Regions from separate parts of the Mus musculus genome. Here region 2 is linked to region 1. Evidence: chromatin loops called from intact Hi-C (ENCODE). Cell type or tissue: left cerebral cortex. All regions are shown on one strand. Each heading gives the region's core, and the rest is flanking DNA. Links, peaks and the distances in the headings are about the cores only.

Region 1 (15,470 bases), core at 6,318-11,317:
AAAGGGCAAAGTTTAAAAAAAAGATAAAAAAATAAAATAAAATAAAAGGCAAAGTTTCATGAGAAGCTACTTATGAAGACCAGTTGCTCCTATGCCCAATAATAAGGTAGAAAATAAAACAGTTACTCATTAAAACTTAACAATAGCGAGAGCCCTTTGTTCTCTGGAAGGTAATAATAAATTTCTCTTACCTCTTGTGTTACCAGATGAAGAAGGAGGCAGGCTTGAGTCAGACAAGTACTGTTGAAAGAAAAAAGAGATGCTGGGTATTTCCCCCCATTATATGACAAAGTCCTAGAGCTATATTGTGTGCAATGCCTCTCTCAGGGATGCCGACATTACTTAGAGTTTGGGAAGGAACAGTCATCTCCCTCACATGAGCACCCGCTCCCATCAGGAGTGCACAGCTAGCCAAGTGCTCTGCTACACATACCTACCTTTAAGGGTTTGAGGAAGGACAGGACAGAGGCACCCCAGCTTCACTTTTATAGAGGCTGTTCTGCAAACACAGCAGCCACCTCAGCTGTCCTAGCTGCGGACCTACTTGGCAAAACCATTTTTGGCAATCTCTTTACACAATATTCACTGACTGTGGCTGTGAATGGATATAATTAGAAATATTTCTTGTCATCTATAAATAATTTGACAGGGGATGATCTAGGGTTCTTTATAAGCATCTGATAGGGAATGGAGATCCAGGGTTTTTGGAGGCTGTTTCTCCCGGCTTGGGTGTTGTATCATTCATCACAGAATTCAAAGCCAGGTCCCTACTCACTCTCGTGCCTATAAAGCTGTTTCCACAGGAACGAGCCCGGTGTGGGGCGAGTGGGACTAATTAATCTGCTAGTGCTTAGAGCCATTACGGAGTCTGGAGTGAACTTTAGATCTGACACTGTGACTGGAAGCACCGAGTGACAGATATTAAGATAAAAATTCTTAGGCAAGGGCTGGAGTTTTAGAAAGACTGGTGATAGATTCTTCTAAAGTCTGAAGGTCTAACCATGAGGAAGAAAGTGAATTCTCAGATTAGGCAGTGGAAGGGGTTGGTAGTAAGAGGAGAGGGAGTCAGGACAGAGATGAACTTGTCTGGCCCGTTTCTGGAGGGTTTGTCATAGACGTCTCCCTCGTGCACTGCAGGGGCAACAGACTGCTGTGTGATACCCATGAGTGTTTCTGCTGCATCACGGAAGGAGATACAGACAAGATTTCCTAGGGTACAGGCAAAGGCTCAAGGCTAGCGGTGACGCCAATGAGGTGGGTGCTACACACTTTTACTTAAGGTGGGAGGAAAGGCATGCTGTCCACAAAACTCTCCCCATGGACAGAGAAGGTGGGTGGATCGGCCTCCACGGTGCCCTTGAAAGGCCGAGTTGGATTTGACTAACTTGATACAGGCACAGCTGTTGCTGAATATGACAGGAAATCTACTCTAACTGTCCCTGTGATCTGGCCTGATATTTTCAACCACTGTTCTCCTGACTTAAATTGCTAAATTCAGTAGATGGTTGCTTTATAATTCTATCAGGTGAACTTGTCTTTCACAGGCTGGCAGGTAAAATCTTTTATACTTTTAAATTGTCATTGCATGTAATGCTACACAATAGGTTACCCTCCATGGCAGCCACCCACACTGAGTGAGTGATTTACCCCAAGTGTTAGGCTCAAAGCCGGAAAGAAAAGTGTTCTGACCCTCTAAGATTTTCACAACTCATTTTGTCACCCCTTTTACAAGCTATCACTATTATAGGCGTAATAATTATTTATTTAAAGCATCTAGATCTGAGAGATGAAAGAAGAAAGTTTGAATGAGGCAGAGAGCTCACTTGTGCATTAGTAGCTAAAAGAGACTGACTACGGACCTCATCATCAGACCGTTAATCAGTTACAATCTTGAGAACCCCAGAGACACTACAATGACACAATAGTGCCAACCAGCAGGGACCACAATAATAAACATCAGAAAATACCATGGATCATGGGCAGGAAGAGAAGAGAAGTGACCTTGATAGAGGGCGAACACCATTCCTCTGGGCTTGCTTGTCCAAGGGATGTCTAAATAGAGGACACAGGAAAGGAATCTGAGCTCTCTTGTACTCTCCTGGTACTTTATGACTACATACATGTGGGAAGGCCCGCCTTATTCCAAAGCAGGGTGTATTTTGGATGCGCTATTCAGCAGTCCAATAAACACTTCTTGCTGGCATTCCCCCTATGATCCTCACAGATGAGGAAATACAGGATTCTGAGAGTTTGTATATATTTTCTTATCTATTGCAAACACATCTGGGAAAAATTTAACACCGTTTAAACCTTACATGGTCATAAAAGTTAATTGTGTGTTGTAAGTCATTGTGTTAAGTTATATCACCATGTGTGAGTTGGGATATAGTCTCAATGCTGCACATGTCTTTATAAAATGCACAGAACAATGTCACTAGGGGGCGCTGAGGTACACATTCCTCTCTTAGGGATGCAAGGTTACAGTTGCACACAGACTCCTGAATCTCCCAGAAAGTTAAAGTATTTGTAAAAGATTGTAGGTGCTTAGGGAATGTCCAGTAGACAGGTTTTTCAGGTTTTGATATACATTTTGTAACACAGTTGAAACCTTGACTGAGATATTCATAGCCTGGTTTTTGTGGTGTCCAGCCATGACAGCACATCAATAAAACATCTTAAAACTCAGCAAGTCCAATTGGTATTTGTTTTCTATTAAATTACCCTGAGACTCCCACAACATCACTACTGGGAAAAGTTACGGATTCATTTCTATGCCAGCCATTAATTGTGGTCTACAAACTTTCTCCAGTGGTGTCCTGCCTTCACTTTCAGTCTTCTTCCCCTTTCCTTGGTCCGCCATATCAGGTGTATTCTCCTTCCACATTTTCTATTCTGAGTTGTAAGCTCATAGGTGGACATATATCTTCTTCCTACACACTTTGTTTTGATGAACGCTTCCCCAACTTTCTTTTTCCCCCGTCCCCCTAACTCAGCTTCATGTATTGCTACAACATCCTCTTGCACATACTTACCCACCAGAAGTTGACATTTCCAAAACCAGGAAGCTATAAATAAGCTAAAACCAAGATACAACACACAGAACTATGGAAAATATATGAACCTAAAAGTCAGAACTATGTCAAGACTTGTGTTCTTATGTTGCTGAATATAAATGGGAAAATTCTGTCTTGGTGACATAGTCAGCCCTGGCCCCAACATGTGCAGGAGTTTTACTCACGCACTTCTTTCCTTCCATACCTGTCTACACCTTTCCTCCTCCTCCTCCTCCTCCTCCTCCTCCTCCCCCTCCTCCTCCTCCTCCTCCTCCTCCTCCTCCTCCTCCTCCCACTATTCGAAGAGGAAGAAGCACTTACTAGATGTTATAATTAACTCAGGGCACAGAGTCTTAGGAAAGCAAGTCTCAGAATGGGAAGAATGGAATGTTTTGTCTCTCTGTAACAGTCGCTTCACTTCATTCTATAGGGTTCCATTGATTCCTGGTGCAGTATTTAAACATAAATTAATGGTGTTTCCTTCCTCATTGTCTGACACTTCAGGGTTGAGGAATCATAAGTGGTCCCCACCATCCAGGTAACATTAGTAATTAGTGTTTGAGAATCTAATTTCCTGGGTATTGGTGGACTATAATGAGAAATAAATCAGCAGATAATTTTAATTCCTGCTCATGTCCCCTTGAATCCTTGCCTGCTTGATCCCAGCTAGACAGCAAGACCTGCTTTGCTATTTTGCTCCAGGAGGAGGTCTTGGAGATTAAAAGCCAAAGTAAATCTTAGGATTTACTTATCTCTTTGAGATCTGACACTAGGAAACCTTTAATGTAGAAAAAAGTAGCAGGATGCCAGGGCCACAACTGCTGACAACTGGCATCTGCCACGGTGCTGGAAGGAGAGGAAAGAGGATGCACTACCTTCCCTCGTGGTGGCACATCCACAAGGCATGGCCGTGAAGAGGGAAGATTCCACTGCGAGGAGAGACAGAGTCAGCGTTTTAATTTTCAAGAACAAGTTATTAGTGGGTATGTGTGGACTCTATAAATTTCACTGTGTGAATGATTGCCATTTGGTTAAAAAGGTCAAAGCTAAAGAACTATCTAAGAAAAAAATGTGTTCTTATTAAATACATGCTGTCGTTGGAGGACATTCAGAAATAAAATGTGACTAAATACAGCTGCTTTTATTTAAACAAGTAAAGCAGAGATCATTATAAAATGTGGGTGTGCCTCTAGTAACAGGGCCAAGATGACAGATGTAACCACTGGAGAGAAGATGCGAGTTAGGGCAGAACTCGAGGGAAAAGACAGGGTAGTATAATGAGAGAGAAGATGAGATGAATTAGGGAGGGGGGAGAGGGAGGGGAGGAAGGAGAGGAAGGATGGTGTAATAAATGGGTTAAAGATAAAAGCAGTACAGAAAGTGAAAGACCAGGAGAGGCCAGGATGGAATGACTGCACCACAGAGACAAAGCAATACAGGAACTGAGTAGGTGAGATCGGGCAAAATCAAGCACAAGGTGAGGTTGTGTGGAATGCCTGAAGGAAAGTATATGGCAGCAAGCCTAAACGAGGAGAAGAGATAAGACAGCAAGTACTAACAGGCCTGGGTGATGAGCTAGGATGTACAAGTGAGTGGGAGGCATAGGCAGAACAGAAGAACCGAAGAGGAAAGATGACATGGCTTAGAACAACTGGACGTTTGCGATAAGACTGGGTATAATGCATAAAACCAAGAGATAAGATAGGGCAAAGTGAAGGGAGAGGAGAGACAGGGAAGGATCAGTGGTTGGAAGATGAGCACAGGATAAAAGACAGGATCTGGGCTGAGTGATTCAATCAGATGAGACTGGAAGCAGTAGATGAACAAGAAAAAGCATCCAGTAGTTGCTCTAAACCCCAAAGATAGAACAAGACCCCAGGCCTGCATAGATGAGGCTTACATTTTGATGTGACAGAAACATATTGTCTATAGTTATAGTGAGCCATAAACAACAACAAAAAAATTCATAGTAATTGAGAGAAATGAACTATTTTAATTTTTTTTTAATTGTAGGGGTTTTTTGCCTGCATGATGTCTGTGCATCATATGTGTCCCTAATTCCCACAGAAACCATAAGATGGTATCAGATCTCCTGAAATTGGCATTAGAAATGGTTGTGGACTGTCATATTTGTGCTTAGAATTGAATCCAGGTTCTCTGGAGGAACAGCAAGCCAACTGGGTGGGTCTCAACTTCCGTCTTGGTTGTTTTTCTATTGCTGTACTAAAACCCCAATGGCCAAGGAAAAAGAAAGTGTTTTTCTCTTTTAAAACACACTTTTTAATTTGGCTAAATGGGTTTCGAAGGTCAGAGTCCATGGTGGTGGAAGAGGAACAGCTTACATCTTGATCCACGGCCATGAGGCAGAGAGAGCCAGCTGGGAATGCCATTAGCTTTTGAAACCTCAAAGCCCCTCCCCCACAGTAACAGACCTCCTCCAATAAGGCTATGCCTCTTAACCCTTCCCAAACAGTTCCATCAGCTGGAAACCAAGCATTCAAATACATGAGCCGATGTGACTTATTCTTATTAAGTCAGCCATAGTGTGCCAAAACATGATGGTAGGAGGTGATAAAGGATTCCTGAAGCCGGGAGAAACATGATATTCTAAGTTCCAAATCCATGGACCTGAACAGCTAGTACAGCTGGCTAACTGCACTCTTAAGAGGGGAGCATTACCAGTGATGCTTGCAAAGGAGTCAAGGACCACCTTCAGGATCTGTCCTTTATGTGAAGAGCAAACTAGAAAGTGATGTCGTCAGAGCTCTCTGGCTGAGGTTGAGAATGACTGAAACTTGGGATGGAAGCTCAGCTATGTAACAGAGTAGATCATAAGTGATGGTGGGTTGAAGAAGATGGCAGCAAAGACAGAAGTTGATGGCCTTTGAAAGAACATGTGGTTCGAATAAGGGACATTCCCCACAGGCTCATGTATTTGAGTATTCAGTCCCCGGGTAGTGACACTGTTTGAGAGGTTATGGAACTTTTAGGATGTGGAGACCTGCTAAGGAAGGACTTCACTGGAGGAGGGCTTTGAGAATCATAGTCTATCCGGGCTTCCAGCTCATTCTGTTTCCTGGTATACTGACAAAATGTGATCAGCCAGTTTCCTATTTCCTGCCTGCTGTCATATGGTCCCCACTATTATGAACTCTTAACTCTCTGGAACCATAAGTTAAATGAAACTTTCTCCTTTAAGTTGACCTTGGTCATGGTATTTTGTCACAGTCACAGAAACTAACTAATATAAAACTTGATTTATTGGGTATGGGGAAAAAATGAAAAAAAAAAAAACCTAACGTTATTAAGGCTGATCCTGAGATTTTGAGCATGAGCAACTGTTGTCATTACTGTGATAGGATATTAGATATAACCTTGCTCTGAAGAAAACAGAGGAGGGGCATGGACTCATTGTGTCTATTTCTGGTTTGGAAATGATCATTAGCAGAGACTGAGCATAGATCTCAGAGGAAGGAAGAGCTAGGTTTGAAGTATAAATTCACAGCTCATCGGGCATGGATGGTACTGGAAGCCAGGAGACTAGATGGAGCCACACAGAGAGGAAATGTAAAATGAAAATGGAGAGGCCTTTGCAGTAACAACCCCTTCCTGTATTGCTCTGACACAGTGCGTGATACCCACTAAACCACGCAAAGAATTTGATTGTGTATGCTGTTATAGTGTATAGTATAATTGGGGCTAGTGCACAAATTGCTTTAAAGTATAGAGACGGGACAAAGCTTTTGTGGAGCGTATATTCGCAACGGCCACTTAAAAAGATAGATTTTTACCATGTCAATGTTAACAGCCTTCAGAAGATAGAAGGAAAATGATGCTGAGGAAATAAAGGCTGAATTTTACTCCTACAGGTTTGAGAATAACCTGTAGGGGGAGAGGGAATACTACCCAAAACGCATTCTTCTGAATGGCAGTAGAGTGAATGTGGGACCTTGAATCAGAACCTGGTTCAAACAGCTCAAATTCTTCACTTGTAAAATGGGGGGAAAATTACCATTTCACTGAGTTGTTGTAAGTGAGCCATTTATAAAGATAAAGGTCATAAAAGGATGATATATTATACAGTCATTTATCAAGGCTGTAGCAGCATCCACCGCCATCCTAATTAGTCAAACAGTCACACAATACCAACCCATTAACCAATTAACTTACGGCATATTAATATCATAAAAAATAGAAGCGCTCAAAATGGGACTTGAGTCCATTACACTGAGTTTTCAGGAGCATCTGGAGATCTGTCAAAGGAAGAGAAAGAGAAAAGATAGGATAGGCAGAGCCATGAAGATAACCGGAAAAGATCAGAGTCTTAGAAATCAGAAAGAAAGAGAGAACATCCCAAAAGGAAAAGATGGTCAGAGGCATTCTATCTGCGTGAGAAAAGTCGGGCTGAGGACTCAGCGTTTAGTTCAGAAAGTGAATAAATCACTAAGGATCACAACAATGTCACTGAAAGGGAGACGAGGGGACAAACATTAGGCTCGCAGGAGCTGATGAGTGGGGGAAGTGAAGACGCCGTGTATGTACATCAATACTCAGAAAGGAAGTTTCAAAAGACAGACAGTAGCTGGGGAAAGGAGAACATGGGAGAGTGTGAAAGACGCCAGTAGATTTGAAGGGATTTGGGAAGAAAATGGAAGAGAAAGATATTCCATTGCATAAACTTCCCAAGAGGGTTGAGGGGTGAGTTCCTTATATGAAGATCAAGACAGTAGGAATGAGAGACAGTTTCCACTTCCTGACACTCATTTCCAGCTTCTCCTAGTTTAAAATACTTTAGTGCTAACAACTATTGACAATCTATGTGATAAATTTTATATATACAAGGCTTTACATACAATGCATGTCCCCAGTGTTTACCACAGCCTGATCAATACGTTGATCATCACACTTGCTGCACATTAAGTCTTGAGAACATAGCTATCCTGTAAGCAAGAGCTTTGTATCCTCTCACCAATATTTGTCCGTTTCTCCCAACTCTCAGCCCCTGGAGAAACTCACTGCTTCTATGAGCCTGACATTTTAGACTCCACACAGAAATGAGATTGTGCAATGTGTGTCTGGCCTATTTGACTTGGCACAATGTTCTCACTGGGCAGCCACTGTAGTTACAAATGGCAAGGTCTACTTTTGAATGACTTTGTAATACTGCATTGTATGTTCAAAGCAATGTTGTTTAATTTCTTCCTTTTCCCCAATATATATTTTTACAACCCTAAAAAGCCAGGTATATAAGACAGGTATAGGACTTCAACACACACTGTTAAAATATTTTATGTCATAAAATATTGCCACATTGTATGTATGTTTACCTTATGTGTCCATTAACAAGTTATTGAAACTGTAGCTATTTTGATACTTTTAAATTTTACTTAGTCTAGAATTAAAAGTTTCGTAACCATTCTGTTAGGGTATTGAAGCCAGCAGTGGCAGCTCCCTCCTACAATTCCATCACTTAGGAGGTTGACAAAGGATTGCTACAAGATTCTTTGGACCATCCTGGGCTACGGTGTGAGACTATCTCAAACACAAACAATATGAGGGTGTTCTGCATCGACTGTGTGTTTACCTTAAGCAGCGAGTTTATAGTTTCATGTCTCCGTGTTGTGACTTGAGAGTTCTTTCATTTTAATGTGAAGACTCTCTCTTTTTTTTTCCTGTATGATAGCTCTTACTGAGATGAATTCTTTCAACTCTTGTCTGCCAAGAATTTTTTTTTAAGGAGAAAGAAAAGTTTCTGAAGGATGATATTTCTGTACACAGCATTTTCGCCTGGTGGTTATTTCTTTTAGAACTGAGTGTGCAAGTTTTCTGGTTTGTAGAGAACTTTACTGTTAGCCTCCCACCGGTTTCCTCCTACAGGTTCCCAAGAGATAAGTTACTTTCCTCCTGCAGCTTTTAAACTTGTTAGCAATCTGACGCTAACATGTCTTGTAGTCTTCTTTGGGTTGCCCTTTCTTGAGGTCCTTCAGCTTCCGTCATTCCGGATCTACATCCCTCCAAAAATTGGGGGAAATGTATCCAGCCTTTAATTTAGCTTCCTATTTCCCTTTCTCACTCTTCTCTTTCTGGCACTCCCACAACCCATATATTTGCATACTTGGTAGTGTTCCAGAATCCCTATCTATGCTTTGTTCATTCATTTTCCCCATTTCTCTTACAATTTGGTACTTTCAAATGGTGCATCTTGGCCTTCACTAGGTTTTCTTTTGTGTGACTGAGTGTGATGTTGGAACTGGGTCTTTCCGTTCTGTCCTTGTGTTTTGAGGTAAGTCTACCAGAGAGTACACATGAACACTCAGAAAGTTGAAATAAAAGTCTTTATCGCTGGTGGGTGTCTGCATGTCTGGGAACTTGCCCAGATTGTACAAGCCCTGATCCTCACAGTTCTTTTTATTTTATGTACAAAACCACATCCTCATAAGATACACTTTAGTTAGCAAGAATAGCTAGAGAGAATCAGAACGACAGACACCAAAAGGCAGGGTTAGTACATTTAGGGACTTTCCTGAATCCTGGAGAGATGGACGAGGTCTCTGATGGATTAGGTCTTTGTTCTCATTTTAGCAGATGTTGGCCCTGTGTGCTGGGTTTTAAGGTGAGATTGGTCCCTCTCATATGGTGCCAGTTGTGCTAAGATCTGGATGTTCAGTTCCTGGTTTCTCTCTCTCTTTTTTTTATTATTAAGCTTCATTTTTTGTTTATAAATTATTGTCCTGATTTTGTTTAGTTATACATTTCTGAATTTTAAATTTTTTATTTAATAAGATTTTTAAGACGATTATTTGAATCCTTTTTCAGAATGTTGATTGATCTCCATTGCTCTGGTTAATTATTATTATTGTTGTTGTTATTATTGTTATTATTATTATTATTATTATTATTATTATTATTATTATGCTTTACTTATTCCCTTTACTGGTGTTGCATTTGCCTGATCATTATCAGTGTAAACTTTGCATTGATGTCTCTACACATAAAGGACAAATATAAGTTTCAGTTTTTCTACATGGGCAAGACCCTACCCTGTTACAACACAGGACTCATGGGATTGCCTCTAGGTTTGTGATTGAGTAGACTTGAGTAGGTTTGTGATAGAGCTGGATTTTGAGGCTGCTTTGGGGTCTGGAATGCTGTAGTTGGCAGTTCTGTTAGCAGGATCTCAGACAGATGTGAGTGTTGTTTCCAGGTAGACTCTGGGATCCTTTGTCAATAGGGCTGATGATTCAGAACGCACAACTAATAGGCTTGTTTGCAGATATGTTTTGAAGGGGTTCTATAAAGGCTCTTCTGAGCCACCAAGTAGTTAGTTCCCTAAGAATGCAGTGCCAGCATTGAAAAGAGCATAGAAGGCCTGGAACAGAATCAAAGTGTTTTGTTTTGGGGCTCACAGCAGGAATATGGATCTTCAAGTCTGTAATCTGTTCCTACTGACAAAGGTAGGCATGAGCCTCAGAGAAGGAAGAGTTAGAGGGTAATGGAAGGCAAGCAAAGCTGTATTTATAGGCTATGATGTGTGTGTGTGTGTGTGTGTGTGTGCATGTGTGTGTGTTGACAGTGTAGGGGAAGAGGGGGAAGGGAGGATAGCCCACTTCTGGCCAGAGTTCCTCATGCTCTGGGCAGGCAGATGTGGGAGAGCTGCCAGACGCTTTTCACTCGGCCCCTGGTGGGCATCTAAGCCACTGACCCCACTTGATGGGGGGTGGACAAGGGGCAGCCCCTGAAACAAGGGGCCCCAGGGCCACACCCTAAGTGGTTTCCACGCAGATAAGAGTCCTTAGTCTGGGCCTTGACTGGATCACAGGAAGGCCTTCCATCAGGAGATTAGAAATGGCTCATTAGGAGAAAGCCTATCCCATCATCCAAGTGCAGTGGACCTTGATGAACAGAGACAGTCTATGGTTTTAGAGCTTTATTGTAGAAAGGCAGGGGGAGAGAGAGAGAGAGAGAGAGAGAGAGAGAGAGAGAGAGAGAGAGACTGGCCATGGCCAAGAGGAGAGAAGAGGGAAAAGGAAAGAGAGAAGAAAGGCTAGAGAGTAAGAAAGAGAGAGTAAGAGGGAGGGAGAGAGTGGTGAGAGGAGAGAGGAGAGGAGAGGAGAGGAGAGGAGAGGAGAGGAGAAAATGAGGAGAGGTTAGAGGGTGAAGTGGGGCCAAGCAGCCCCTGTTATGGTGGACTGTTAACTTTACTGTTGCTAGGGAACTGGGAGGAGTCTAGCCTGAAGGTCAGAAGCTTGGGACATTGTCTATGTGACTACTAACCACGCTTCTCCTGTGGAGGCTGTGGGGGCAGTAACTTCAACTGGAGCCTTGAGTCCAGGAGACATGAGGGAATGCCTACCATGCCATGTAAGTGAATTAGCACCACTCCGGGGTTCAGACCTCAGCTCCAAGGGAGACCAGACTGTCTGTGTATAGCCCAATGCCCCACGTGTGTGTGTGTGTGTGTGTGTGTGTGTGTGTGTGTGTGTGTTTATGTAAAAAAAAAAAAAAAAAAACAAAAACAAACAAACAAAAAAAAACCCAAAGGCCATGAATTTGGTTTTTTAAAATTATACAGGATACCATGTCTTAGGCTAGTAGTTCTTAAAAACTAAAAGTAGTTCTAGCAATTGATAGAGATATTATTTCTGGCTAAAGAAAAAAGAGAAGAAGACTGGGAGAGAGAAGGAGATGGGGAGAGAGAGGGATGAGAGGAAGGGAGAGAAAGACATAGAAAGACACAGAGAGAGATAGGAGAGAGAGACACACAGAGATAGTAAAGGTTGGAGAGAGAATCGGGGAGAGAGCACATGTAGATTTCAACTTAAGCTTGTGATGGGGTAGTGTCAATGGTATGTAGACAGCTTGTGTTTTCCAGCACAGTCATGATCAAGTGAAGATTCAGCTAATAGATGCCAGCACAGCCAGGCCCTTTGCTCCCTCCTGCCTCTTTGCCAGCATCTGTCCACCTATCTGCTTTTTTCCACTAAGTCAAAAGCTAAATGGAATGGCAGTATGATTCCTTTTGCAGGAAATTGGAAAATTAGGATTGTTAAAACTGCTTTGTAAATTATTTTAAAGTCTAGTTCAAGATGCAGCACTATGATTACCCATTGGATCCAAACACATATTGCTTCATATCAACACAGGGAAAATCTTCTAGGAGCTGAGTCTAGAGATGCTGCACAATTTAACCTACTGCGTGATAAGGTTAAAAATGATTAGTTGTGTATTATTCCTTTTTAACTGGCTATATATTGCTCTAAAAAGACCTTTGTTATATTTCTAATAAAGCCATTAACTATTTCATTTATTCACCATCTGCTAAAATTAACCTAAATGGAAGGCCTGTGCTTATTTTCAGCACAGGTAGAGGTCCGGTCATTACTGTAATGACAATAACAACTGTCACGGCATTGTAGGAAGCTTTTCTTTTATCTGAAACATTTAGGCACTTGACATTTTCAGCCAAAATTTCAATTATATACCATGATTTTTATTTGTTGCAATACATTAAAGTTCATAGGTACTTTGGAGCTCAAAATCTAGGATTTCTATTGGTGAGTGAAGTGTTATATAATAACTAGACTTTCCACATCTGTACAGTATATTATATGTATTTTGTGGTCTTGCAGATCTAGAAAGTAGGGTGTCAATGTACATTTAATGATTGGTTTTTAAACACATTTATGACAATTAAAATATTTGGAGTCAAAGGTATTTCAATTTCAACTATACCATCATGAAGATGCTTTGTATAATGCTAGACCATATCTGGAAAAAAATGATAAACATTAGATAGATTTTCCATAAAAGAAATATAGATGTTTGTGTACGTATGTGTGTGTGTGTGTGTGTGTGTGTGTGTGTGTGTGTGTATGTGTATACCTGTGTGCAGGTATGTATGTGTCAGTGTGTGTGTGTGTGTGTGTATGTATACCTGTGTGCAAGTGTGTGTGTGTGTGTGTGTGTGTGTGTTAGTGAAAGCGAAAGCAGGGAAGAGGCATTCAGTATATAGGTAACTGATATAAAAATGCAAGATATATGATAATTAATGTAGTCTATCAAAAATCAGAAAAGGACTAAGATATGGCAATTTCCAAAGAATGGAAGAAACGAGAGACATTCATTCTTAATCCTCCTTTGCCATCCCTAAGTGCCAAGAAGATGCAATTAAAAAGCATCTGAGCATCTGTAGACAACCAAGTCTGCACACCTCTACATAGAGACAAGCAAGAAGTGGAGCACCTATTATTTCAAAGAATCCTAACCCCAGTTTAGTGATTCCTGTCATTTTAGTAAAGTTACTATAGTAACTACTTTTGACAGTAATCATAAACAATTTTTAAAATTTTTGCTCTGATTGTATGTATGTAACTGCCATTTTAATTGATGTTTACTCCCTCTTAGGATGGATTGTTCATATCCCTTCAGGAAGGTGATCAAGCATGTCTCCAGGCTTCCCCGTCTTCCCTCAGGCATGTGTGTGGTACTTACTGGACTTGGCCTGGCTGCTCTCCATGCTTAACCTGGGTGACTAAGGAGTTTGTCATAGATATAAGCACAATGGTTCTTTTCTTTTTCCTCTCCCTGATGTACAAAATGATCGGCCACCATGGAAAGGGGAAAGGAAGAGACTGACGAGCTCTTGGCAGATAAATTTTTTATCTCCCAAAGTTATGAGTACAAAACAGAGTGACAAAGATCTTCACATTTTGCTCATCTCTTTGGTCACTTTCCTGCACTTGGATCAATCACTCTTCGCTTATGATTTTGGTGTGAACCTCCCGGCTCTTCACCCGCAGCTTGTTGACCTGGGACTCCGCGATGTCAGCCCGCTCCTCGGCTTCCTCCAGCTCGTGCTGGATCTTGCGGAATTTGGCCAGGTTGACATTGGATTGTTCCTCCTGTGAGTAAGAATGCATTTGTAAGGAAGAAATGCTCACATTTCTAGACTTTAGGGTCAGTGCATCTTGGCTGTCTTTTTTGCTTAAAACCAATCCACTCTAATAAATGTTCAAAGAAGTGTAGACAAGTGTGTACATTTTTTTTGGTTCTATTAACTCCGCATATACTTCATGCAGTCATTGGTAAACACAGATGACATTGTCTGTCTTAAAGAAAAGAACAATTTTTCTTTCAGAAAAGCTAACACTACTATGATTGTGCCAGGTTCCCAGGATCTGTTGTCATTGCTCCTGATGAGGCTCCAGAGGATGAATGAGACTCACACAAGCAATCCCTGTGACACCAAACTGAATATAAATTATTGCCACTTGGGTCATAAATTATCCCCCACTTAATAAAGTTTAGAAATTAAACATGTTTATTATTCTCTAAAATAATCCAAGTTGTCTTTGATTATGCTTGAAGATACAGTAATGAATTTTGAAAGGCCAGTTTTAATTTAGTCTCCAGTAATTATTCTTTTTTTTTTTTTTAGTGTCTCATTAAGAACCTTCGCAAAATATGACATTCAGATTTAGAACATTTACGAAGCTTAAAATGACTTTAAATGGGGTGGCTCGGGAAAGCCGTTGCATCTTCCTTTCACAGTAGAAGAAAGCAAGAGCTGGAGTGGAGGGAAGGTGCGTGGTTTGCCAGGCTGTGGGTGCGAGGTGCGCGCGTGTATGTGTCTGTTCTCGCTTCTTCCTTTGCTCTCTTCCTCATCTTTCTCTTCCTCTCAGAGCTAAGAGCTCAGGAGGTAAACAAAAGCCACCAGTGGACAGAGGACTTTATCTGCAATGTACAGGTATATGTCTCCACAGAGACACAAGTGATACTTGACTCCTTAGGATGAGTCAGAGAAGAGGAAATGTGACGGCGTCAAGCTGCAGTCAGAGCACTACTGAACCTTCTGCCCTCCATAGTATGCATGACACTTCAGCTTCACCCTGGATCTCTTTAGTGTGTATGTAACAATAACTTGCGATGGAATGAAAGTAGAATTCCTATTTCCTTTTCATCTGGAACATCTGGTCCCCTTTATTTCCATTTCAGTTATATCTTACTTCCCCCACCTGGCTACTCACACCACAACTTGGTGGATTATGCCTGCTTTGTTTCTTTTTACTTCCAGGGCCAGCCTACTGGCAAGCCTAATGCCTTCCCTCTCCAGGATGAATCCTGAAACTCATCAATTCTCCTTGTTTTATTTCTGCCTTAATACAAGCCACACACCTACCTGAAAACACACATTTCTGCACCTACTTGGGTTATCCAACAATCTTTTCTCTACACTGTAGTAAGGACCCTTAAAAATAAAAAGCAGGCCACATCTGTCCTGGAAGGGGATCTTTCCCTTGATTCTGTGGCCTGATTGCATTTGTATTATGATGCAGGCTTCTTTCCAGGGCCCAGAAGACCTTGTGAGCTACTTTCTGCCCGGTTCTCTGGCCCCAGGTACACTGTTCTCTTCCTCAG
Region 2 (15,470 bases), core at 4,085-9,084, 67 kb after region 1:
CACTGAACACATGGCCAAAGACACCATTGTGCTTGCCTCCCCGTGGGGAGAAAGAGAACACAGCCAAACTCCAGCAAAGCCCAGGCTACTCTCAAGGGACCCTTGTCCAGTTATCTCACAGCTAAAGGCTGCCCCAAGGTCATGTCCCATCTGCTCCTCTAACACTGAGTGGATCAACATTCCACGATGCATCTGTAGCTTTTTTGAGGCTGGGACACATGAGTACTTCTGCTTTGGTGAGCTATGCTTCAGGTTTCCATTAAACAGACAGTATGAGTGTCTGATCTGATATTTAGAGATTCTCTTATTTTATTTCTGGTCCCCACGAACGTCTTCCTTAAGTTTTATTAAGTATTTCTCGTTCTGTGCTGTTTCTGAGCTGATGTTCACTTTCGGGTCATTTCAGAGTGACTCGGTCATCTCAGAGTGTGTGTATTGTTTCTGCCCCTTGTGCGCTCCTCCCTCAGATGTTGTATGATGTTGTGCTACTTGAGAGAGAATACCTGGTGTGGCGCCTTTTTGTGTTGAAGGAGAAAATCCAAAGACTCATTTCCCAGTGTTTGAGAGACGTGCCCTAGTTGTTCCTTTTGCCTTTTGGTTCCTGACTTGTGACTGGCAAATCTTCTTCAATACTCTAACCAGCACTTTGGATATAGACCCAATGAGTTGGGTTAGTGTACTTTTCCACTCTGAAAACAACTCCGGACAAATATCCCTTCTGTGGCTCCTAGATTTCAGCACTGATCAAAGGAATTGGCCTAATTCTTTCCCGTGGCCACCCCCTGGGCTAATTGTCATATTCAAATCTGGTGCCAAAGTCAGAAATGGGGGAAATTCAAGAGTGAGTGTTGTTCTATGCTGTGAAGAGAGGTTCCAAGGAGAACAACAGCCACTGATCTTGTCTACAGGAGGACTGGGTCTAAAGAATCAAAAGGATACTGAAAAGTGGTTCAAGTCTCCTCAAATCAGCATAACAGCAAGATTTAAAAGTATGGGGTCCAAGTTCTTTTCAGTGTAGGAGTTGGGTTTTACCCTTGTTAAACCCAAAGTAGGAGCTAACATTTAGGAAGTATCCCCAAAACCCAAGTGTGCACACTCAGGGCGTGTCTTAACATTCATGACCTGCATTTATGTTTCGACTACACGTAAGCTGTATGCCCTTGGAAAATTAGAATACCCTCCCAAGTCTCCATTTCCCACAATATAAAAGGATAAAAAAGTAGTGGTGCATAGCAGTGTCTGAGGATTAAATTATAGAAGGCCTAGAAACTTAGAACAGTGTGTGGTACCCCTGCTTACTCAGCTGATGTAGCGATTGTGATTACGGTGGCCCTGGTGTTTTGTTAGTGCTTCTGTTGAACTTTCTGCTACAGTGAGGTTTGTTTGCTTGTCATCCCAGTTACCCATCATGCACCAGGCTCCATATGAGCCCCCACTGTCTTCATGGAATCTCCTCCTCTCTTCCTTATCACTCCCGGGTTTATCACAGTCAAGTTCAGATCTCACCCACACATTCTTCTCCATTATTCCACCTAATGAAGGAACCACAATTTGGTCCTATAAGACACACAAAGCTGTCACAGTAATGATAGCTGTGAAGAAATCATAGCATAGACTGGAGATTTGGTGGGTGGAGAATGGATGGAGTGGATGGAGAAACTGGCTAACAGCTGTCCTCTGGGACACTGGACACTATTATTCTTGATAATAGTGGAAGACTGAACAAAAGTGAAAGAAAGAAGAAAGAAAGAAAGAAAGAAAGAAAGAAAGAAAGAAAGAAAGAAAGAAAGGAAGGAAGGAAGGAAGGAAGGAAGGAAGGAAGGAAGGAAGGAAGGAAGAAAGAAAGAAAGAAAGAAAGAAAGAAAGAAAGAAAGAAAGAAAGAAAGAAAGAAAGAAAGAAAGAAAGGCTTCCAGTCCCCACAGGAAGAAAAACCAGTTTCTATTATTGCTTTTAAAATAAAAGCTGGAGATTTCTAAAATAATATTTATAAATTAAAGAGAATCACTTGTGGTTGTAAGAAGTATGGACACAGAATTAGAAATATAAGATGATGGCTTAGAAGAAGCAGGATTGGAGATGGTAGTTTTCAGAGGGTCAGTTCTCTCTGTGTGTGTCTCTCTGTCTCTCTGTCTCTCTCTCTCTCTCTCTCTCTCTGTCTCTCTCTCTCTCTCTCTCTGTCTCTCTCTCTCTCTCTCTCTCTCTCTCTTTCTCTCTCTGCAGTAGACCAAACTCCTGGCCCATGGCTCTGTAAGCAGAAAGCAATGGATACTGATAATTTTCTAGGAATTGCTGTTTAGCTGCTCCAAACTTGGTAACTATGTATCAGCAATCCACCTGCATAAACATGCTTGAACATCCAGATACAGCATGTTCTAAGCAATTACTTTATAAACTAAAAAATGGAGCCAATGAGGTGGCTCAGCAGGTAAAGGCTCTTGCCTCCAGGTCTAATGACCTGAGTTCAAGCCCCAGGACCCACTTGATGGAAGGAGAGAACCAAATCCCACAAGTATCAGAGAGAGAGAGAGTGAGAGACAGACAGAGACACAGAGAGACACAGACAAACACAGAGATAGAGACAGACAGACAGAGACAGAGAGACAGAAAGAAAGAGAATGAGAAAGAGAGAGAGAGAGCAGAGTATAAATAAATATAACAACAACAAACTAACAAAATGACAGCAGCAGAAGGCCTGAAGATTCCCATGACTTAAAATTTTCGAAACAGATGATGTGATCATTCAAAAGTCATTTTAAGTTTGATTTTCTGTATCTGAAGTGGCTTTGTGGTTGTTCCATATTTAGCCTTAAACAACTCCAACATTATTTGGTGCTACATTGAAACAAGTATAGAAGAAGGAAGTTTTGAATCTGTGTTCACTCATAGATGGAATTGTCCAGGAAAATGTACTGTATTAAAGCCCAACAAAATCCAGGTGAGTGCTTAGGACAGAGCAAGGTGGCCATACCCAGGCTCCCTCACCCAGAAGTGCCACAGCAGAAAGCACAAAATCTGGGCGTGAAGATCCTAGTGACTACGGAAGACTGAGGCAAGAGACCAACTCCCTTGAGTCTAAACATATTTTGTTTCTTCTAACTGTAAACGTATCTGAGTGTGGGGACACACCAGACACTTGAGGAAAGAATAATTGAAAAACAAAGGGAGAAATTTTTGCTTGTTTGAGATAGGCTCTTGCTGTATACATAGCCCAGGCTATGTATACTTGGGATTCTCCTTCTCAAGTGTTGGGATGGTGGGATAGTAAGCATGTGCCCCTACAGCCATCTGGAGAAGTGGTGTCTTGCTAGACATGAGACAAAACACATTCACCTGTGCACATGTCAGCGTTTGCTCATGTAAAACCCATGTCCAGGCAACAATGAAGTTGGGAGGTATGATCAGTGTGCATACATGGTCTCTATTGTCCCCATTCCTACATGACAGGCATCAATATATGCACAGCTTTAATGGCTAAGAATAAGCACCCATTACTTCAATAAGTGCACACTTTACCAGGAGTTCTTGAACTGTAGATAGGTTTTTGAGAGTGGCCATCTTTTTTAACAGGCATGGATGGGACAGATACACCCTCTTTACTTTTTCTCTTGGAACCAAGATCCAGGAGTGAATGAAGTGTCTTATGTGATCACACTGCAGCCATGTTGCTTCTGCAGCCTAATGCATGCACCCCTGAGTCTAGTTTACTCCAGGCTATTCTAAAGCCCTTGGGCTGCTGATTGGCATGTGAGTCAGTAAAGTGGTCGCCTTTGGGTCCCATACACCATTGTGAGAAAGCTAAAGTAATAAATATAACAATAGTTATCCTGGAATGTAAAAGATTTAAATACAGAGCCCCGAGAAGATGAGATGAAAGAGCCACCTGTACCCAATCTCTGCCATCCTGTTCCTTCAGTCTCTTCAAACTCAACGTGTTGGCAGGAAAAAAACAGAATTATTTTATTATAATTTATGCAATCTTATTAGCATATATCACTTGTTTTAGATTATAATGGGTCTTACTGTGGCATTCCCAACACGTATATGATGTGTTTTGATCGCATCCCCCTTAGAGTCCATGAAGGGATGTAAAGGATTTGACAGTGTCAAGTCCAGGGAAAAAGAAATTCTTGATGCAAAAATGTAAGCAGAAAGAGCAAAGTTAAGAAGAGGGAAAATTCGGTCTATTTGGAGAAGTGTTGTAAGAGGAAAGAGTCTAGGGAGACAGGCTGGGTGGGATGTGTCAGAAGTGGCTATGCTGACTAACTCATTGAGAATGATTGTCCTCTTCCAGAATTTCACAGGGCTGACCAGAGCGGTTCCTTTTTGCCTATGTCGTCAGACCTTTGACCTCCCCTCACTCCCCACAAACCTTCCACTTGTTTGATGGTTGATTGTTTCCCCAGCTATTTGGAGACAAGGTCTTGCTATGCGGCCAGGCCTTGAGCTCACAGTCCTCTTCCCTCAGACTCCACTGCACCTGCTTCCTCCACCTCGTTTTTTTTTCTCTTTGCTTCATTTGTCACACAGTTCTGTACCCTCGGATTGATTTTCCATCCTCTACATGGCTATCAGCTCCACTGACCTGTCCCTGTCTGACTCCTCCCCTTGATTTCTTCCCAACCCCAGAACACATTCAGGAATTCTGTCAGGACTCCTAACCATTCACCTTCCCCACTGGACCAGTGTCCTCACTCATGTGGATGCTTCTTGAAACTGGAAACAGCTATGCTTTATACTTCTGCCCAGTTCCTATGCTCTTCCACCAGCCTGACTTACAGCCTGTAACAACAAAGGATGTTACAGGGATGCTAGTCCAACACAGCTATGGCCTGGGGATAATGGCTTTGCTCGGTGTATGTGAGTGAGGTCCTAATACACACACAGAGAGGGGGGAGGGAGGGAGGGGGAGAGAGAGAGAGAGAGAGAGAGAAACATAGACAGAGAGACACAGAGAGACAAAGAGACAGAGACAGACACACAGAGAGATACACATAGACACCCAGAGAAAGAGAGACACAGAGATATAGACAGATACACACAAACACAGAGAGACAGAGAGATACAGAAAGAGGGATACACAGAGTTACACAGACTCAGAGAGAGAGACAGACTGACAGACAGATAGACAGATAGAAACAGAGAGAGAGACAGAGACAGACAGACAGACAGAGACAGAGAGACAGAGAACGCATTGGCATGAATCCAGAATAGTAAACCATGGAGTTCTTGAACAGTCTTCTACATGACCTAAAGTCTAGCCACCAATTCTTTGAGGAATTTTATTTCATTTGAGTACAATGAGGTTTCTAAAGTTAACTTCTTAGAGCTGGCGGGGGGGGGGGGGGAAGAAAAGAAATCACCAAGTAACCTAATTCTCTTTACTTTATTTCAACTGCAAGAATGAAAAGTCAAGTTGCTTTTGATCTCATCTTGCCAAATCATCTCCCACCAAAAGCAAACTAAAAATACCACATCCAAGCCTTCCCTGAGAAAAGCAAAGCAAAGAGTGTGGGCTGGGATCTCGTGGCTGAGGAGGCAAAGACTGTTGTTCCTTCTGTACACTGGGCATTTCAAGGAGACCCACAAGTGCATCCGCCCCCACCAAGCAGACTCTTTGTCCTTTCTGGTTTCAGCTTGCTCCAGGTCAAGCAACTGTTCCGGTGAAGAGGAGCTGCTGAAAAGGAGGCCGTGCTCCAAGGCCCAGGGTATTTTTAGAGCTTGAGGAGGAAGGATATTTTTTATGTGAAGAGAAGGATGGCCATGCCATCTGAAGCTCTGGTCCTGTGAAGAAGCTAAAACTTGGCATGACCCAAGAAACTGACCACAGGACAGAAGCCTGCGGCCTAGCTTCCAGAAGCCAATGCTGGAGACCCAGCTCCATTCACGTTGGAAAATCGAACACAGAAGTTTTCATGGATTTTTCTCATTGTTTGGCCCTTTTTTATTGTAAATCACAGGCAAACACATACACACATTCATTTGCTTTGGTTGGTGTGTTGGAAGGCACAGCTTCATTTCCTGTATTCCTTCTCCCTTGAGCAAATAAGAAAAACAAATTAAAAACCATTGATATCCCCCATGATAAAGCATATCCTGTGGGAAAACATTAATTAGCTAATCCTGAAGATTCTTCAAATTAGACAGCCTGTGGAGATCTGATGGGCTGAACTCCACTGCCTGTGTGCATTTGGGGGAGGTGTGTCCTTCTTATTCATGCTACTGTAGTTTTCATCTGAAAAGTCTCCCAACAGCTCATGGACTAGTTCCCAGCTTGCTGGTAGATTCTGTAGTTAGAAGCCTTTTGGTTGCTAGGAATGTGGTCTTGGACTTTGCTAATATCTTTCCTGTTCCCTCTTGTTTCCTCATCACGAGGCAAATGGCTTCCTCTCCAAAGGCCCAAACCAATGGGGCCATTCGGTCATGGAACATCCAAAACTGGGCCAAAATAAACCTTTCTGTTTGCAAACTGACTGTCTTGAGTGTTTGTTAAAGTAACAGGGAGCTTACTAACATGCTCAGCACACGAGCACATACTTAGCCAAAAGTACATCACAGCTGGGAGGAAAGAGATGGTGGGAATAGCAAAGTCCCATCCTTCCTGGATGGTTCAGACTCATTATGGGGTGGCTAACTGTTAAATAGACACTCCCTCCTGGGGTCATATTAAAGTAAATGATCTAGGCTGGCACTAAGGACAAGCAATAGGCAGAATGTGATTATATACAACCTAATCCCAGCATTTAGGAGGCAGAGGTAGGCAGATCTCTATGAATTCAAGGCCAACCTGATCTACAGAGTGAGTTTCATGCCATTCAGGGCTGCATAGTGACACCTTGTCTCAAGTAAATAAATAAATAAATAAATAAATAAATAAATAAATAAATAAATAAAATATTCAATAATTTAGGGAGTTTCTAGGAACTGTCCTGGTTAGCCTTTTGGTCTCAGTTCTACAGCTCAAAATGTCTTTATCTCTACAAAGACAGTGCTTTCCAGCCATCCATCAACTTGTCATATAGATTCTGTTCTCTGGAGACCCCCAACTGACATGGTGACAAGTGCTGTCACTAATATTGGAACTTGCTGCCTGTACTGGCTAGTTGTGTGTCAACTTGACACCGCTGAGTTATCACAGAGAAAGGAGCTTCAGTTGAGGAAATGCCTCCATGAGATCCAACTGTAAGGCATTTTCTCAATTAGTGACTGTCTTAGTCAGGGTTTCTATTCCTGCACAAACATCATGACCAAGAAGCAAATTGGGGAGGAAAGGGTTTATTCGGCTTACACTTCCATGCTGCTGTTCATCACCAAAGGAAGTCAGGACTGGAACTCAAGCAGGTCAGGGAGCAGGAGCTGATGCAGAGGCCATGGAGGGATGTTCTTTACTGGCTTGCCTCTCCTGGCTTGCTCAGCCTGCTCTCTTATAGAACCCAAGACTACCAGCCCAGAGATGGTCCCACCCACAAGGGGCCTTTCCCCCTTGATCACTAATTGAGAAAATGCCTTACAGTTGGATCTCATGGAGGCATTTCCTCAACTGAAGCTCCTTTCTCTGTGCTAACTCCAGCTGTGTCAAGTTGACACAAAACTAGCCAGTACAGTGACCAAGGGGGAAAGGCCCCTTGTGGGTGGTGCCATCTCTTGGCTGGTAGACTTGGATTCTATAAGAGAGCAGGCTGAGCAAGCCAGGAGAAGCAAGCCAGTAAAGAACATCCCTCCATGGCCTCTGTATCAGCTCCTGCTCCCTGCCCTGCTTGAGTTCCAGTCCTGATTTCTTTCAGTGATGAACAGCAATGTGGAAATGTAAGCTGAATAAACCCTTTCCTCCCCAACTTGCTTCTTGGTCATGATGTTTGTGCAGAATAGAAACCTTGACTAAGACACTGCCTGTAACATATTTGAAGGAAAAAGACCCTGAGTTCATTTTCACTGTTTTTTTTTCTATAATGAGTCCAAAGATCATTAATTTCCAAAATGTGCAGATTTCTCCAGCCTTTCCATCCCTGCTGAGATGCCAACCACATAACACCTACTCAGCAAGGCATCTGAGTTGTCTATGAAAACCTATTAAGCCTTTCCTATTGCTGTAAGGGTTTCTTGACCTCAAGGGTAACATCTATGCTTATTTCAATATTCCCTATACCACACTTCAATCCGCATGCTAATGAGTACATGGCTCTTCTGTGATGCTGGGCACACGTCAGAACTGTCTGCAGGTTCTACAGTTCTGTGTCCTGGACACCAGCACCCAAAGTGTCCCCAGACTCACAGCTGCCGCCTCGCTTAGGAATTTGGTATCTGCACACGTTACCAAGCCCCATCCCTGACCTATGGTATCAGAAACTTAGGGGTGAAACTCAAACTCTAGGATTTTGCTATGCACTGAAGTTTGAGTCAGAAGATACAGAGAATTCAGGAAAGACAGAATAAAGTCCTACCATTTGATAAATATCACAAGGTCAAAGGGCATCAATGTAGCTCACCATTCCACATTAGCGGCCTGTCTTGGTACATGGTCTGGACATCCCCGAAGGTGCTGAACTTGAAAGAAAGAAGGAAAGGAAGGAAGGAAGGAAGGAAGGAAGGAAGGAAGGAAGGAAGGAAGGAAGGAAGGAAGGAAGGAAGGAAGGCTATCTGTCTGTTAGCCTCATAAGTTGAATAATGAGCAATCCTATTTCTCATATCTGATGTCTTTTACAAGAAGTAACTGTGACCGGCCCTTGGAAGATGGGTATCCTTCTGAAGGTGCCACTTATTGCCACACATCAGTTACTTCACAGATCGTGCCCCTGTGGATCATCAAAGAGTTTCCCAGCTAGAGACCTGGCTACGAAGAATTTTGAAAAAATAAAAAAAAATAAAAAAAAAAAACTAGCCAAAAGGTCAGACTTGAAAAGTTCAAATGTCTCCATCAAATTAAATTTTTTAATTTTTTTCTTCTATGAGAAGTTGTTCTATGACAGCTCACTGCTCCTTTCTGAACTTCCGCTCTATGGTGGGACAGAACTCTCTACCTACAGAATAAAGGAAGGACATCCTTCTGCATAGAGGATAGAACAGAGCTAGAAACAACTGATGCTGTGAGGGACCACTGTCTCCAAAAGGCTGTAGTTCTCATATCCTTTACCCAGTTCCTCATCACATGCAAATCAGTTGAAACAAAGTGGGGAATTCTCCAAGGCCTTTGAGAGCACACAACACAAAAGAGAAGTAAGTCCTCAAAACAGCCAGCTCCATCCCCTCCTCACCCTCCACAGATCGGCAAGGTCCTTAGCAAACAGATGTTCCTTAATTTACCTATTTGCTCGCATATAACTGGACTGTTTTCACTCCTCATAGAACCCATGTGACAGTTCTCATTCAGAGCATGAAATGACCACAGAAGCCATCTGCACAGTGAAAGCAGTCAACATCTTGAGGGAGATGGTGATGAAGGAAATACAAATCTAACGTGGAGTGATGATTCAAAACATGGGCCTCCACCTCAGGTGTCCATTTCATGTTCGCTGATGATGAGCCATGCTCTAGGACATCTCACATCCTGATGCTGAAATGTATGGCTCAGTGGCCTGGACCATATTGCTTAACTTTTTTGAAACTCTTTTTTAAAGCTAATTTATTTTTTGACAATATTATACATATGTAGATATAGTATGTGTACTATCTACCTATCTGCCTACCTACCTACTATTTGTGTGTGTGAATGTGTGTGAGTATGAGTGTGTGTGTGTGTGTGTGTGTGTGTGTGTGTGTGTGTGTGTTGTGTGTGTGTGTAAAACATTCTGGTCATACTCATTCCTCAACCCCCTCTCATCTTCCTCTTACCTCCACCAACCCCTCTTCCCTCCCACCAAGTCTCTACCCCACTTTGACATCTTTTTATTGGTTTTGTTCATGACCCATGTGTTTAAATGGAGTCACGTAGGGCCACCCACAAGCACAGATGTAACACTATGCATTGGTTCTGTAGCTCACCAGTGACTTGAGCACTCAAAGCAATGGCTTCTTCTTTGGCAGCCCTTGACTGCCATTAGTTCCCCTGCATGAGACAGGGCCCCATAAGCCCTCTGGGGGAATGAATGTTTACTGGTTCAGTGTTGTATGGCCCTGTGAAGGCAACAGTGGCTACTGTGAGTTCACCAGCGGCATAGTTTTTACCAGCCCTCCTTCCTATAGTATGACTCTTAAGATCACTCCTTCTTCCACAAAGTGCCCTGAGATTTGGGGTACAGATGTGTGTAGGTGCCCCATTAAATGCTGAGAGCTCAGATGCCACTTGTTCTCAGTACCTTGACATCTGCTACAAAGAAAAACTTTTGACAGCTTCTGTTCCCTCCTTATTGTAATTGTGTGGTGACCAGATGACACAATGGACAGGAAGTACTTGATATGGTGTGCTGTATTAGCTGTTGTAGGGTTAGAACATCTTCAGCTCATCTTCGGTCCCTTCAACTCGCACTCCAGCTAGAAAATAGTCATTCAGGATGAATATTTCAGGCTGGCCTGAAAGAGTGAAAGGAAGCCCTGAAGGACTCAGGTGCTTCGTGCAAATGTTAGGCTTCCTCCAGCAGTTGTGAGAAGGCGGGAGCTCCTCAGCTGACCCTCATTTCTTCTTGGAGGAAGAGAGGAAGATTAACATTATTTACAAAAACTGTATACACCAGTAGCAGTTGTCCAGGTTGTCCAGCACCATCTTACCTGGTACTCCGAGAGTCTTTGTTACATGAGCAAACCAATTTCCTGCTGTGCTGAAAAATGGTCTTTAATACTTCTAAGAAATACTGACTCATAACCTTAAAGCTATAAATGTCTTTATGAACAATGGTATGTATGTTCCATTCTAAAAGACTTCACTCTTGCTGTTTGTGGGGAGCTGTGTCTACCTAAAGTAGTAAGGCCTCGTTTGTCCTAAGGACAATTTTAGAAGCAACCTTATGACAATTAACTCAGCGGGAATTCCCGAAGTAGCTCCAATTAACCCAAGCCCAAGCGGTAAAGGACTTTTAAATTAGGAGCACAACTTGAGGAATTTCTCCCCTGTAGCAGTATGTCTCACAAGTAAAATTATAAGCACAAAAGATAACTTTAAAACATGACGCAGGACTTGATTTATCCTGACAGAATTGTCGTTTATTCCGTTAAAGTCATTTTAAATTCCATTCTTATTACTAGCAGCATCAGTAATTTTAACAAAAGGAGTTTTATGTGTGGGAATAAATATACCTGATATATTCATAGAATCACTGAGCACTTTTCAGAACTGTGTATTTCAAATTCTTCCTCTGCTGAGATGAGAAGGGCTTTTCTATGCATCTCATCTTGTGTGTCTTCCATGAAGATCACCTTCTGGTGGGGAGAGGCCTGGGCAATCATGAAGCCTGGTAAGACAACGACAGTCAGATAGTGTGACTATCCAAGCCTCCAGCATCCTGTGTAAGGCCAGGAGGGGAATACTTGTTCCTGCTTTTTGTGTACAGAGGGCTTCTCCAATGGAGACATTCTTCTCCTTCTCCCCCTCTCCCCCTCTCCCCCTCTCTCTCTCTCTCTCTCCCTCTCTCTCCCTCTCCCTTTTGTCTTCTCTTTCCTTAACTCCCTCCCTCCCTCCCTCCCTCCCTCCCTCCTTCCTTCCCTCTCTTTCTTATCCAACATCACCTCTTGTATTATGGCTAATGTTCATAAATGACTTACATCTATAAACCCCACAGAAAATGATTAGTAAGGCATCTCTGTAGACCTAGGCATTAGCTATTGGTTAGCACTAACAATAATGGCCAGACTAGTCATCATAGTTAAGATCACAGGATACAGCATTCTTCATTTTAAAATCAACTTACTTTATGTGTATTAATGTTTTGCATGCCTATGTGTTTGTGCACCACCTGTGTATCTGGTGTTCATGGAGGTCAGAGGACGGCATTGGATCCCCTGGAACTGGAGTTGTGGATGGATGTGAACCATCACGTGAGTGTTGAGAACTGAACCTCGGTCACCATTGCAAAACCCGTCGCTGCTCTTAACCATTGAGCCATCTCTCGGAGCCTAGGATGCAGTGGTTTTCTTGATTTGTTTTTGCTTTTCTTCCTCATACACAAAACACTGCAAATCAAATGGGTGAACATAACCTGGTCCTGGAGATGATCAGAAAGTCTCTCTTGTTCCTCAACAATTGCTTCTTGTTGGGGCACTGGGCTTAGGGTGGAAAAGTGATAGGTCTTGCCTGAATGAAAAGCCCTTCTAGCCAAGAGGACTCTGGCATGACCCAGTGTGGATCCCTTTTCTTAGGACAGGCTCTCATGGACATCTTGGATGAAGTGTTTCTCCAATTCCTCTAGGTTCTTCTTTCAAATCCCTTTCCTCAAGCAGATTGTGTGGGGGGGGGGGTGGCAAAGTTAGTTCATGCTTTACAATAAATAAGACTGTTGTGTACATCAGTGATCTTTTAAAAGTTAACTAGTGAAGTTATTCATGAGTGCTCTCCATTCACCTTAGCCCTTCCATCTCTCTGTAAGCAGTGGAGCATACAGCCCTCTAGACTAGCTTGTGTACAGTTATAATAGGCACATATGAAATGTTTCAGTTAAAGAAATATATTGACCAGGCATGATGGTACATGACTGTCATCCCAACATCCAGGAGACAGGCAAAAGGATCAGGAGTTCAAGGTCACCCTCAGCTAAATAGTAAGTACAAGGCCAGTCTGAGCTACATGAGATCCCATCTCAAAACAAAGAAAGGAAGAAACAAGAAATATAAAGAAAAGAAAGACACACACACAGAGAGAGAGAGAGAGAGAGAGAGAGAGAGAGAGAAGAAATTGTACTCTACATTTAAAAAATCTGTTTGTTTGTGGAGGGAAAACTGGGAAGGAGGATAACATTTGAAATGTAAATAAATAAAATAACCAAAAAGAAAAAAGAAATAATCTTTTCATATGGGCAAATATGTTAATATAGCTACTGCATACTGTGAATATATTCTATTTCATTTCTGATGGGCTCCCCACCCCTCCATTAGAAATTATACTTCTGTGAACTCTCTCATCGATTCTGAAAAAAAATGCTTTTATAATCTTGTTTTATACAATTAGTTCTTTTTGTTGCATCTAAAATTTAACTTTGTATAATGTGAAGTTTTAAAGTTTACTTTTAAATTATTTTATGTATTTATTTATCAACATGGAGGGAATCATATATACCCAGCATATGTGTGACAGTCATAAGACAACTTAACAGGAAACAGTTGCCCTGATCTACAGTGTGGGACTTGGGCATCAGACTTGGGTCATTAAGCTTGGCGGCCATCACCTTTACCTGCTGAGTCATCGCTCCAGCCCTTAAACGTTATTTCCAAGTGATAGTTATAGATTAGTTTCAAATTACTTAATCCAGTCCGTCCTTGGTATCTAAGGGGCATGGGGTCTAGTGCCCCACTGGATGTTACAACCCACCAGTGTTCAAGTCCCCTGTGCAAGATGACCTAGTGTTTTCCTGGCTCCTTCCCACATCCTCTCATATGTTTTAAATCATCTCTAGACTGTTTATAATACTTCATGTAATATATAAATGCTAAAAAAAATACCTGTTAGACCCAGTTATTGGGAAATCACAAAGGGAAAGTGTCTGTACAGACGCAATACAAACCTTTTCCATCTGGGATTGGTTGAATCTTACCCTCAAGAATTTACTGGGTAGGGTGAACTGACTGCAGCCCGTATGGGTATGGTTGAAAGTACTAAAGTTTTCATGAACTAAGTTTATCAAACCTTTATGTACTGGGGTCAGCTTCTCCCATTGATTTGTGTTCTGTGCCCACAGCTCTCTGAATTCATACCACTTCAACCAGTTCCACACTCTAGCCATGATAATCTCATAAAAGGTTGCAACGGAAGAGCAGGTCTTCAGACACTTTGTTCAGAATATCTACATTCTTCTTATATGATTTCTCTTCTGGCAGAATTTTAGTATTTACTTCCGATCCCAACTTCAAAATTACATGAGAAACTTTAATGAAAAAAAGAATTAATTTTAGAGGTCAATGCTCATGTCTTTGATTTTGGCTACATCCATGAATTAGTGTGAACACAGCCACCATCGAGACACAGAACAGCTTCATCATCATTCCAAAAAAAAACTCAGAAAACAAGAACAAAACAAACAAAAAAACCCTCCACTTATTCACCATCACCTTTTCTTCCAGCCATGACCCTTGACCCCGGTGATGACTATGCATTGCCTGCCACTGTATTCTCTTCTTAAGAATAATATATAGCCGGGCAGTGGTGGCGCACGCCTTTAATCCCAGCACTCAGGAGGCAGAGTCAGGTGAATTTCTGAGTTCGAGGCCAGCCTGGTCTACAAAGTGAGTTCCAGGACAGCCAGGGCTCCACAGAGAAACCCTGTCTCGAAAAACCAAAAAAAAAAAAAAAAAAAAAAGAATAGTATATAAATGGAACCATACAACTACAGAACCCCTGAGGCTGCTCTTTGACTCAGCATCCCTGAAACGCTCCAAGTTCATTACCATGATCTTTCTTCATCGCTCGGTTGCACCATGGCATGAATGTATCATGGTTTAGCCATCCTCCCCTACCAAGGAAAAGTCACACAGTGTTTGCAGTTTGAGATTGATCTACTTAACACTGTCCTGAGCATCCATGTGCAAGTTTTTATGGACACATGTATGTTTTTCCTTTCCTGGAGTTAAATCAAGGGTTGACAAACAAGTGTAGATTTCACATCGTAAGAAACTGCCAAACTTTTCCCAATCAGGTACCAACAGTGTAAGTATATAGCTGTGGTGGTTTGAATTAGAATCGTTCCCCCATAGGCTCATAGATTTGAATGTTTGGTCAGCAGGGGAATGGTGCGATTAAGAGGTGTGACTTTATTGAAGTAGGCATGGCCTAGTTGGAGAAGTGTGTCATTAGGGGTGGGCTTTGGAATTTCAAATGCTCAAGGCAGAACCAGTAACTAACACTCTCTCTCTCTCTCTCTCTCTCTCTCTCTCTCTCTCTCTTTCTGGGGGGGGGGGCATGTGCCATGTACCAATGCATGTATGTGTGCTCACATGTGTGCACACAGGTGTGAGCAGGTGTGCATGCATGTGCATGCCTGTGAGTGCATGACTGCATGATGTTAGTTAGGAACCTTCCTCAACGGAACTTCCACTTTGTCTTTTTAAGTCAGAGTCCCTTGGTCAAATTCAGAGGTCTGCATGAGGTATTGTAACTATCAGCTTGCTCTGAGGACCCCATTTTCAGCTGCTGTGTCTGGAATCACAGACAAGTCCCAGGCAAGTTCAACTGGCACTGTGTAGGTTCTGGAGGTACCAATGAGTTTCTCAAATACACAGCAAGTACTTCAACCACTGGTCCATCTCCTTACATCTTTTCTTGACATCCTTAATGATGCTGGAATGAGGGTCCCAAGCTTTCATTTTGTAGCAGAAACAGGTAGCTACTCACATTTGT

The links. Peaks named below come from ENCODE experiments on the same cell type or tissue, not always from the same donor. Only the 100,000 strongest peaks of a DNase experiment are listed, where the experiment ranks them.
Region 2: a loop joins it to region 1, with 6 times the contacts of the local background. A loop is called at or near these places in 3 of 42 quality-filtered maps.

The regions. Positions count from the first base shown.
Region 1 is chr11:67,222,801-67,238,270 of GRCm38, reverse strand. Myhas (myosin heavy chain gene antisense RNA) reads left to right here and starts at 990. Exons shown (of 2, transcript NR_146138.1): 1 at 990-1,254; 2 at 13,458-14,075. It overlaps Myh1 (myosin, heavy polypeptide 1, skeletal muscle, adult), which reads right to left. Exons shown (of 40, transcript NM_030679.2): 40 at 13,696-13,954. The coding sequence ends at 13,802. It overlaps Myh4 (myosin, heavy polypeptide 4, skeletal muscle), which reads right to left and starts at 459. Exons shown (of 40, transcript NM_010855.3): 1 at 438-459; 2 at 192-240. In left cerebral cortex, for the core only: no CTCF peak of the experiment used is centred there; DNase peaks (open chromatin) are centred at 8,114, 8,572, 8,992 and 9,308; H3K27ac peaks cover 2,870 bases.
Region 2 is chr11:67,154,034-67,169,503 of GRCm38, reverse strand. No RefSeq gene overlaps it. Among named protein-coding and RNA genes, the nearest start is that of Myh2, 9.3 kb to the left of the region's middle. In left cerebral cortex, for the core only: no CTCF peak of the experiment used is centred there; DNase peaks (open chromatin) are centred at 4,279, 5,530 and 6,313; H3K27ac peaks cover 1,675 bases.